Linked DNA regions of Homo sapiens: region 1 is linked to region 2. Evidence: chromatin loops called from intact Hi-C (ENCODE). Cell type or tissue: heart left ventricle. All regions are shown on one strand. Each heading gives the region's core, and the rest is flanking DNA. Links, peaks and the distances in the headings are about the cores only. Region 1 overlaps THSD4 (thrombospondin type 1 domain containing 4). Region 2 overlaps THSD4 (thrombospondin type 1 domain containing 4).

Region 1 (5,384 bases), core at 232-5,231, 53 kb after region 2:
CAATGTAGAGTTTTTATGCAAAAAGCATAGGGAAATGTTTTTCTATTCAAATTCCCTTTAATGTTTTTTAAAATATAGAGAATTCAGAAAGAATTCAAGTACTTCCAGTGCTACTCTGGTGAATATCAAAGTTAGACACATTTGCTAACTGATCCCAGCTTGACTTCTCATGAGTTTTCTGGCTCTAGGTGAGTGATTTAACCTCTCTGAGCCTGTTTCCTCATCTGAATATGAAGGTAATCATATCAACCTCTTAAGGTTGTTACGAGGTTTTCATAAGATGCTATACATAAAGAGAATTACCCATTGCTTGGGATATGGGAAACACTTAATAAATATTGGTTCCCATCTCTCTATGTTTATTTTTTCTGCCAGCTATTTCTATCTCATTACTGGTAGTAAAATACATAGGACCTAAACCCCAAAGATAATTCAGCAGCGACTGTATATAGGACACCAATTATACCAAATATCCATAGATGTGTGAAATCATATCAGATCATTACAGTCACACACGTGAAGATAAGCAGTACAATCGAACTCATATGTCTACCATTCTTAGAAGAGAAGGGAGCAGGATTCAGGGCCTTTTTTGCTTGTGGCTTCCTATTGACTTTAGACCTAAGCTTAAAGAACCAAGGGTGGTATGAACCCTGGCAAAGACAACCTTTATTTCTGCTAAGATTAGAAACAAAGGATTTGTTGCCCTGTTGTCCAAAAGGGTCAAGATACAATTGAATGTGGCCAAGGGTTTTGGTTCTGGATTTATAAGGATGTCAGGGCCTGCTGGAAATTCCCTGCCCTAGGAATTTGACATTATCCCCAAAGAAAATGAAATAAGAGCATGCTTATTTCTTGAAAGGTAAGTTTTAAACATTAACTGGCTTCAGAATATAAAAATAAATGTTCCTTCTCACCATATGGGTTGAATGAAAGTTGGTATTTCGAATACCCCACCAGCCTGGTCACAGTGATTAGTCCAGGAGTAGACATGTGATCCAACAGGTGGATGTGTGACCCAAGCTGAGCCACAGAATCCTTCCCAAGGACATTTCATTTGTGTTTTAGGGAAGAGACTCACTAAGAGGTTGTGAGCTCAAGGGCTGGCAGTGGCCCTACTGAGGCTTGTGCAAAAAGCCAGTCTGAGAGAATGAGACCTAAGTCCATGGAGAGGCAGAGACCAAGGAGTTTCTGGCTTTAGAGTCTTTCTGACTCCACCAAGAAAGGAATATATTCCATTTCTGCTGCTTCCCAGATCCCTGGAAACTAACTAGGAGTATATCAAGCTTAGGGAGTCTTTTTCTACTCTGGAGGCACAGTAGCCCAACTCTTACTCATGAGAGTCTACCAAGTCTATTATTTATGCCCAGAATTATTTCCTTTCTTCTCTATCAATTCTGAGTTTACTGCAACCTTAGATTGTCTTAGTTCCGGGGAGATCTGTCACAGTCTCTAGTCTTCAGGAGCAGCCATTTTGTCTGCCTCTGGGTCTGGATTGCATTTTATTGATTGCATTTATTGCAATAGATATATTTATTCTCATCTCTTCGCGAATCAGTGATCCACAAAAGTGCAACTGCAGGAATTCTTTAGGTACAGAAACATGCCTAATTGCCATCACTTCTCACTGAAAGCATTTATCCCTATTAAATATTACTTTTTCTCATGTGTGCTTTTCTCTGTGGATTACATTTTATCTACTATTTGAATTACTCCATCTTGTTTCTTATTGTTGATTTTCACCTGATGTATCTTCATCAATTTCTTAATTTTCAAACGTTCTATGTATTTTTAAGGTATGTCTTTCAGGACTATTTTTGTCTTTATTTTTACCCAATCTATAAACCTCTGTATTTTAAGAGTTAAATTTTAACCATTTATATTTATTGTAATCACTTATATGTTTGGACTTTTCCCTACCATCTTATTTTGTGTTTTCTATTTTCATGCTTTCTTGCTTCTTTCCTCTTTCCTTTCAACATGCTTGTTATTAGTCAGGTTTTCTTAATTCCATTTTTTCCCCTCCAACATTTTGGAAGTTATAAATCTTCTAGTGGTATTTCTTCTGTGATAAGATTCAAATTTTTAGCACAGAATTTTAAACTTTTATGTCTCCATTAGTGTCAAGTTATCAGTGACCACATCCTCTCCTAAAAGAAAATAGAAGCCTTCCCCTTTTATTTACCTCCACTCTCTCAATCTACAATATCTCCAAAAAGATGTTGATATTATCTGGATCTAGCTCCAGATTAATGTTAATTTTATAGAAAATATAGATTTAAATTTTAAAATAGTTTTCTGCTTTCCCCCCAAAGATTTTTTTATTGAAATATAATTCACGTACCATAAAATTTACCCTTTAAAAATATAGAATTCATTGGTTTTTAGTAAATTCACAAAGTTGTACAACCATATTCAGCATTATCCAATTCCAGCACATTTTTATCATTCCAAAAAGACACCTGGCATCCATTAGTAATAACGGCTTTTATTGGTGTCTTTGCCAGCTCCTTCTTTTATGTCCTGTGTCTTCTTCCTGGTTCTTTTTTATTTTGCTAAAGACTATAACCCAGGAAGTCTTTCAAATAGGATTTGTAAGTGGTAAGGTTTCTGAGCCCTTGAATACCTGAAAATGACTTCATTTTGCACTTTGACACGAATGCTTCTGGCAGATGACTCACTGCTTCCTCTTCCTTGGCACAGTCAGGCCAGCCCGGCTGCTCTTGGCCAGTAACTCAGCTGATCACTCATTGTCCTGAGGCCTCCATCCTGATCTCCATGTCCACCACCAATATAGCCTGAAGCACATGAGTTTTGCTAGAGCTCCTCCTCTGTGTGCATTTGGACTATAGTTTCCTTCTTCAATTTGATCTCATCTGTCTTTCATTGTTCAAAGATTCCCCATAATTTCTGGTCCATCAAGGCTGATTGCCCTTTCTTGTCTTCAAATGCTGTCTCATGCGCGTGTGCAAACACACACACACACACACACACACACACAGAGATAGAGATACACACACATGAACACATTCATTCACTTTCCAGACGCACATATTCTGCCATTTCTGAGCATTTACAGTAAGAGAAGGCTGAGACGGGCTCATTCTCCCTGAAGTACACAATCTCTTCAAGGACTTGCCAAAAATAGCAGAAGATAACTACAAGTTTTGATCAAAGTTTGCAGTCTTCTGTTCTGCCACACACTTAGTACAGATGTAGGATCTCATAGCATTGAGGGGTCTTTCAGATTATGTTTTCAAACCCCTCACTTTCTCTTTTCAGATAAGACCACAGCGACCTGGGAAAGTGCAACGTCTTAGCCAAAGACACAGAACTATTTAGCGACACTGTCTAGACTCTAGTTTCCATGTCTCCTGACTTCAGTCTAGTGTTCCACCCCTGCCGCCCACCCCTGCCCCATCCTCATTCCTCCTGCAGGAGAGGCCAGACCTTTGCCTGCTGCAGCTTGTGGCTCTTCTCCTGCCTTCAGTTCTTCCATTGCCTGCAGCACTTGAAAGAAAAGGACAAGACACGAATACACTCCAAATCATAAACTAACATGGAAGAAAATAGGAGAAACAGAGTGGGAAATCTTATAGTTTTTTTTTGGCTGGGCACAGTGGCTCACGCCTATAATCCCAGCACTTTGGGAGGCCAAGGCAGGCAGATCACTTGAGGTGTCAGGAGTTTGAGACCACCCTGGCCAATATGACAAAACCCCATCTCTACTAAAAATACAAAAATTAGCCAAGCATAGGGGCTCACACCTGTAGTCCCAACTACTTAGGAGGCTGAGGTAGGAGAATTGCTTGAACCTGGGAGGCAGAGGTTGCAGTGAGCCGAGATTGCACCACTGCACTCTAGCCTGGGCAACAGAGCAAGACTCCATCTCAAAAAAAAAATTTTTTTTTAGTAAAAAAATCCCGTAGTTTTTTAATGCTACGAAGATGGCAAAAAAGAAGACATAGACAAAGCAGAAACTGATGGCCTCTGCTATTTCATGCCCTGTGTGACTACTTCATCATTTGTTGGTTTGGGGGTTTTATAATTTTTTTTTTCTGTAGATGCGTGTTTTTCTTTCTCTCTATTTTTATTTGATTGTGTGGCTGCCTATGGACAGCAAAGCTAATATTTAGAGTTTGAACTGCAGACATTGTTGCAGGCTTCTTATAAAGGTAGTCGATTCTTTAAAGTCTATAATAAAGTACATAGACCACAGCTTTACAACTTTAAATCAAAAAGTATTAAGAGGCTGGGCACAGTGGCTCACGCCTGTAATCCCAGAACGATGGGAGGCCGAGGCAGGAGGATTGGTTGAGGCCAGGAGTTCAAGACCAGCCTGGGCAATATAATGAGACCCTGTCTCTAAAAACAAATTTTTTTTTTTTTAAACAGAGTCTTGCTCGTCACCCAGGCTGGAGTGCAGTGGCACGATCTTGGCTCACTGCAACCTCTACCTCCCAGGTTCCAGTGATTATCTTGCCTCAGCCTCCTGACCCCAGGCGATTTGCTCACCTTGGCCTCCCAAAGTGCTAGGATTATAGGAGTGAGCCACCGCGCCTGGCCCCCGTCTCTAAAAAAAATTGTTTTAATTAGTCGGGCAAGGCCTGGCATGGTGGCTCATGCCTGTAATCCCAGCACTTTGAGAGGCCGAGGCAGGCAGATCATTTGGGTTCAGGAGTTCAAGACCAGCCTGGGCAACATGGCAAAACCCCATCTCTACAAAAAAATACAAAAATTAGCCAGGTGTGGTGACATATGCCTGTAATTCCCAGCTACTCTGGAGGCTGAGGTGGGATGATCACTTGAGTCTGGGGAGTGGAGGTTGCAGTGAGCCAAGATCACTCCGCTGCACTCCAGCCTGGGTGACAGAGTGAGATCCTGCCTCAAAAAAAAAATAAATAAATAAAAGAACGAATGAACCAGGCAAGGCAGTGCACACCTGTGGTCCCAGCTACTCTGGAGGCTGAGGTGAGAGGACCACTTGAGCTCAGGAGGTTGAGGCCGCAGTGAGCCATGATCACACCACTACACTCCAGCCTGGGTGACAGAGTGAGACCTTGTCTCAAAAACAAGGAAAAATATTGAGTAAACCAAACATGAACAAAAAACATTTTGCAAAGTAATAGATACTAAATGGGATGATTTATCAGCAAACAGTTGTATGCATTTTATTTCCATAAACTAATGAAATGAACCAACATATGTAATTGCCTGGCTTCTTTGTGGGGTCACTACCCCATGGTGCAGATTTCAGCACCACATTAGGAAACAAGAAGATTGGGCTCTGTAGTCACAGTTCCCGCTGGCTGCCCTGTTGGAAGGGGAGGGTTGACCATAGGGTACATTTTCCCAAGTCTTAGGTCTTCTCCTCAGCTTTGGGT
Region 2 (5,384 bases), core at 194-5,193:
GTGGACAGTGGTGAGCATAGCCACCTTCTAAAGACTGTAGCACCAGCTCCCTTCGGAGAGGAGAACCAGGAACTGGACCCGAGGTAGACAGAGGTTGGAGAATGCAATGCCCTGGAGGTGAAGATGAGAGATTTGGGGAGAAGCAGTCTACATTCTAGCAAAAAGGGTTAACATGCTACCAACGTGACATCTGAGAAAAGAGACAGCTGCATCTAGCAGCTACAACATCTCGCATGACCTTTGCAGGTGCGAGGCAGCCAGAGTGAATGTTATCTAGGAAGTTTGACACTGAAGAGGAGGAGGAGGATTAAGGGGTGCCAGAACTGAGGCAAGACGTGGTTTGTCTTTTCCTTTTTAAGGCTAGGATAATTGGAATATGTTTCCTGGAGGATGGAGAGGAGTTGGCAGAGTGGGAGATAAGAGATGGGAGGGAGAAGGGATGCGTGACAGAGGATAATCCTGAAGGAGGCAGGAGGGGTTAAGGTCAAGGGTGTGGCCTACTGACAGTTGGAGTTAGGGTCTCTGAGCTGAGATGGGAGGGTGGTTCTGAAGGGTGAAACAGAGGGGAGCCTAGAAGTCCCAGCAATCAGGTCAGTCTCACGCAGCACGAAAACCACAAGCTGAGACTCCAACCTTGGGAGAAACCCAAAGTTAAGGGTCAAAAAGGCATCAAGGATGGGACAACTGAAAAACAGCCGTGATGTCCAGAAGCCCACACGAGTTGGTCAGTAGTACCCAGCCCAGAAGACAGGGCTGACTGAAGATGACCAACAAGGATAAAGTTTGCTTTTGAAGACAGATTAGAATAAGCTATAGTCCATTAAAGCCACATACCAAATGCATGATTTCCCTGCTTGTTCTGCACTTTAGAGTCCAAATATTTTAATTAAACCAACATGTGAATATCAGAGATATCAAAAGAACAAGAACATTATTAATTTGGGAACCAAGGCAACTAACCACTTTATTCTTTTAAGTCATTTCCTCATTTAGCTCCAATCTCGGTAACAAACATTTCGATATCTCTACGATAATTTTCCTGGATTTAAAACCACAGTTTTGATTTTTACCCCTTGGGGATTTATTTCTTATCTCTTGGGCCCTTTTGAACAAGGCAGTTATCAGATTAACTTTTAGCTCACTGGCCTGGGGTTGAATAGGTCATTTCCCTCCTGAATCATAGGCTCCTAAGAATTCAAGCCAAAATTCCAGGCTGGCTTTAAGTAATGAATACTGTAATTAACTTCTAACCAAGCAAGCTAACATTTTGCTTGGAGAAAGCATCCTTTTCCCAAACAAATGCCTTTCAAATAAAAACAATTTCATGCCCTCTTTTTCCAGCCTGATACTTTCCAGGGCTTGGGAATAACCACTGTGTTGTGCAAGAGTATATTCTTGGAGCCTCTTAAAATCCAGTTTGCTCTGGTTTTTGGTTCTGCCATAGAAGCTGCACCATCTTTTAGGACTATATTGTTTTTAAGAGAGTTAACTGAGTTCCCTTCCATCTGTACTGTCTGGGAAGTTTTGTGGAAGTCCTGCCAAGCCTGGTTAGATGTGACTTCTGTCTGCCCAACTCACTGGACACAGGACAAAAACAGATCCCAGACCTTAGCAGATTGGGACTGCAGTCTGTGATTGAACGTCATCAATGACCTGCCAAGGCTGGGGAGGAGGGAGAGTAGGAGTGCTCTGACCCAGCAGGGGAGAGTATTTTACACGATGATAATAAAAAGCACCACTTCTAGACAGTTTTATGACTGTTTTTCATCCTCTGTAGACAATGCACCTCCTTATTGCCTGCATCTGGGACCTACCACGCCCAGTGCCTGGCCAAGGGCTATCGGCCTTGTCTTTAGCCCAACCCATGAAATAAGTGAAATGAAGACCTGTAGTAGGGTCAGTAATGGGAGTTTGAATGAGACAGTCTTGAGAAAATACCAAACGTGCAGCCAGAAAAACAAACTATATAGAAACTAACTGAAAGGGTATATCATTTAAGTGTCAGCTGTGAGATTTTTTTTCAGTCCTAGGGCAAAGCCATGTCAGGAACCAAAAGGAGAATAAGGCATCACATATATATATGCAGCAAGGAATTCATCTTGAGCTGGGTTAGGAATTTTTGCCAAACGGATTTTCATTCTGACCTGGAGTGTCTTTTGGTGTTTTGTTTAGTTTGGTTTGGTTTGGTTTTTGGCTGAGCCATGCATGTGGCAGTCTTTCTCTGAGGAAGTTTTTAAGTCACCACCTAATTTCTGTCAGCACTTAAAGTGAGGGGCAAATAGCGTTGCCCTGAAACCTGGCCTATTTTCTCAGCACTGTGGCAAAGACCCCTGTCCTGCTGTTATGGTGCTGCACACAGCTGTGCACAGAGCGTGGGTGGCCCTGGAACACTGCCACACGAAGCAGCGCTAAGCCGAGGTTTCCCTGCTGTGAGGTCCCGTCCCTGGACTACCGTGGACTGTGCAGTTACGTGGGAGGTAGAGTCGCGTGGTGTACAGATCACAAAATGGATTACATCCCCTACTCTGCTACATACTAACCATGTGGTTTGGGGGCACGCCTATTCTTTGCTCTAAAACTAGCTTTCTCACCTGGAAAACGGGATTGGAATAAGGACAGCCAGGGGGAGGAGTAATTAAAATAAGGTGTGTGAATTTACTCTGCGAACTATAAAATGCTACAGGGATGTAAGGGTGAATTGCCTACAGGTTCTGCTGATTTGGTTTTCTGGTTGTCGTTAGGCCTTAGCCAGTAATTAGTGACCAAATGTAAGATGGGGGAAAAAAGGGTTTAGCAGCAGCACCTGTGTGAAAAAAAATCAAAGCGTTTTTATCATGTAGGTGGGGTTCCATGGAAAGCTGAGCTGCAGCAATTGAAGTGGACTGTGGAGAAGAAGGGGCATCACGGTTCTGCTCTCCTGTGCCATGATCAGACCCGTCCTAGTTATTACCTTCCAGGGGGGCTCCTCACTGGTCTATAGATGACGTAGATCAGCCGGATAACATGTGGCAGGAGGAGGCATCTAGGAAGCACCAGGACCTTAACTGGAAACGCTGGGAAGAAAGTGAAGCTGTCTTCGTATTTTCTTAAGGGTCTTATGTAGAAGTTGGATTTGACTTGTTATCCCAGCTTTCCAGGGAAGAGTAAGAGCACTGGGTGGACACATGCAGGGTGTAGATATTAGCTTATCTAAGGCATGGTTCCCAAACTTTGCTACAAATCAGAATCACCAGGAAACTTTCAAATCTCCCATTGCCCAGGCCATACCTGAACCCATTAAATCAGAATTTCTGGGAGTGAGGCCCAGGCATCAGTTTAAAAAAAAAAACTTTTCAGGTGCTTGCCATGGGCAGCCAAGTTTGAGAAGCAGTGATGCATGCAGTAGTAAAAGCATCAGGACTAGTCAAGACGGGGTGAGCGGCTAGGGATGTGGGGAATCCCCTGCCTCTGAAGCTGCTCAGATCCAGGCTGGATGTCACTTGGTGATGATGAATTCAAGCCTTCCGCATAGAGGTAGACTAAGATAGATAAACTTCAAGCTCTTTCCCATCCTGAGGGGGCTGAGTCAATGCTCCAAAGTGGAAGTTTTCCAGTTTATTTAATTCCAAGGAACTATTTGTTCAAATAACATAAAATATTTAAAACAAAGCAACAGGGAGGTGCCCCCCTCCATTCCATTCCACCCTCTGTTCCAGGATGACCTCTGAGGACACTTTGTAGAAATCTGGAAACTTAATGAAAATCTCTTGGACTCCAAGGAACACAGTTTTAAAAACCACCAATTTAAGGGAAGGGAAATAGGATTTCCACAGAAATTATTTTCTTACTCAGCCATCTGTAGTTGGAATCTTGATTATTTTGATGAATAGAAGTAGCAAATCCCAAATGGAGGAGGGCCAAGATAAATGACCATGGACCTAATCTGTTTATTAGTTGGGAACATGAACAGCATCAGCCAGAATGTGGTTGACCCAGTGCCTCAGAAACTAGACCCAGGTCAATTTTGGCTTATTATCTTGGTGCCACATAGAGGATGTAAGACCCACCTCATCTGGCTCATACGGTATCTTCAAGGGGAAAAATACTTTATTATTATTTGTGAAAGTTCCCAAGCTCTGCATTCACAAGTTGAGTGTTAAGCCTGGATTGAGCTCTTTCCTTATGACCTGCAGTGAGCAGAGCAGGTCTTGAACCTAGGTATTCTCAGTGCCAATATATTTTTACAATTTCATGGTACGTTCTGTTCCACACAGACTCTAGTTCTGTATCAAAGCTGTAACTTACAAATGAGGAACAAAATGCAGCCTGGTACAGGGGAAAGAAGTAGCATATAGGTTTGAGTCCTGGTTCAACTCTTCACCAGCTGTGTCAGAGCAGACAAGTATCTAACTTAGTTTGCTTGCCTCTTAAATGGAATTCATTATATCTGTTTACCTATTTACCAAGATTATTGTGAGGTTAAAAGAAAAAGCCAAAGTCATATCCTCTTAAGTTCTATAAAATATGCATGATTATTGAAAGCAAAATATATATATGTATATATATATACATATATATATATAACATTGGGAGAATTTCAATATATGTAGATGAAATACACATGGCAAATATAACATAAATAGGGGAGACTTGAAGGACCTTTATTTTGTGTTTGTTTGGTTTCAGATTTTTTTTGAAAATAGGCTTTATTTTTTACATCAGTTTTAGGTTCACGGAAAAACCGAAGGTACAGAAAATTCCCCTATATTCCTAGCCTCCACACATGCAGAGCTTTTCCCATTGTTGCTTTTAAAATTTCTACATTTTGTTTGAAATGGTAAATATTAACTCAAAGTAGACTATGACAAATTAGGTTTGTATGTTTTAACACCTGGACAACAACTAAAAAATAGTTCAAAGAGATATGACCAACATGCAAATAGATAAATTATACAGAATACTGAAAATTATGCAAGTACAAAAAAAGAAAGGAAAAAGAACAGAGGAATAAAAAAGGTGACAAAGAAGAGCAATAAAATAGAGCGAAATCTAGTCATGACTCGTTGTAAATACAGATGGTCAGATTAGATTGAAAAAGAAAGACCCAGTGATATGCTGTCTATAAGAAATCCACTCTAAAGGTAATGATATATATAAATAGATTTAAAGGAAACACATTTTTGAAAAGATATTTCGGGGAAATACTAATCAAAAGCAGGAGTGGCTATATTAATATTACACAAAGTAGACTTCAAAACAAGGAAACATTACCAAGAATGAAGAGGCAGATTACATGATAATAAAGGGGAAATTAACCAAGAAAACATAACAGCCATAAAGGTATATGCATCTAAACAGCAAAACTCTAAAACACATGAAGCAAAAACTGATAGCGTTGAAAGGAG

What was found. A loop is a pair of places that touch in the nucleus more often than their neighbours do. Peaks named below come from ENCODE experiments on the same cell type or tissue, not always from the same donor. Only the 100,000 strongest peaks of a DNase experiment are listed, where the experiment ranks them.
Region 1: a loop joins it to region 2, with 4 times the contacts of the local background. A loop is called at or near these places in 1 of 110 quality-filtered maps.

The regions. Positions count from the first base shown.
Region 1 is chr15:71,759,179-71,764,562 of GRCh38, forward strand. The region is part of intron 15 of THSD4 (thrombospondin type 1 domain containing 4); the gene reads left to right. Among named protein-coding and RNA genes, the nearest start is that of NR2E3, 49 kb to the right of the region's middle. RefSeq lists an enhancer at 2,050-3,249. In heart left ventricle, for the core only: no CTCF peak of the experiment used is centred there; a DNase peak (open chromatin) is centred at 2,714.
Region 2 is chr15:71,706,548-71,711,931 of GRCh38, forward strand. The region is part of intron 8 of THSD4 (thrombospondin type 1 domain containing 4); the gene reads left to right. Among named protein-coding and RNA genes, the nearest start is that of THSD4-AS2, 18 kb to the left of the region's middle. In heart left ventricle, for the core only: no CTCF peak of the experiment used is centred there; a DNase peak (open chromatin) is centred at 2,381; H3K27ac peaks cover 3,990 bases.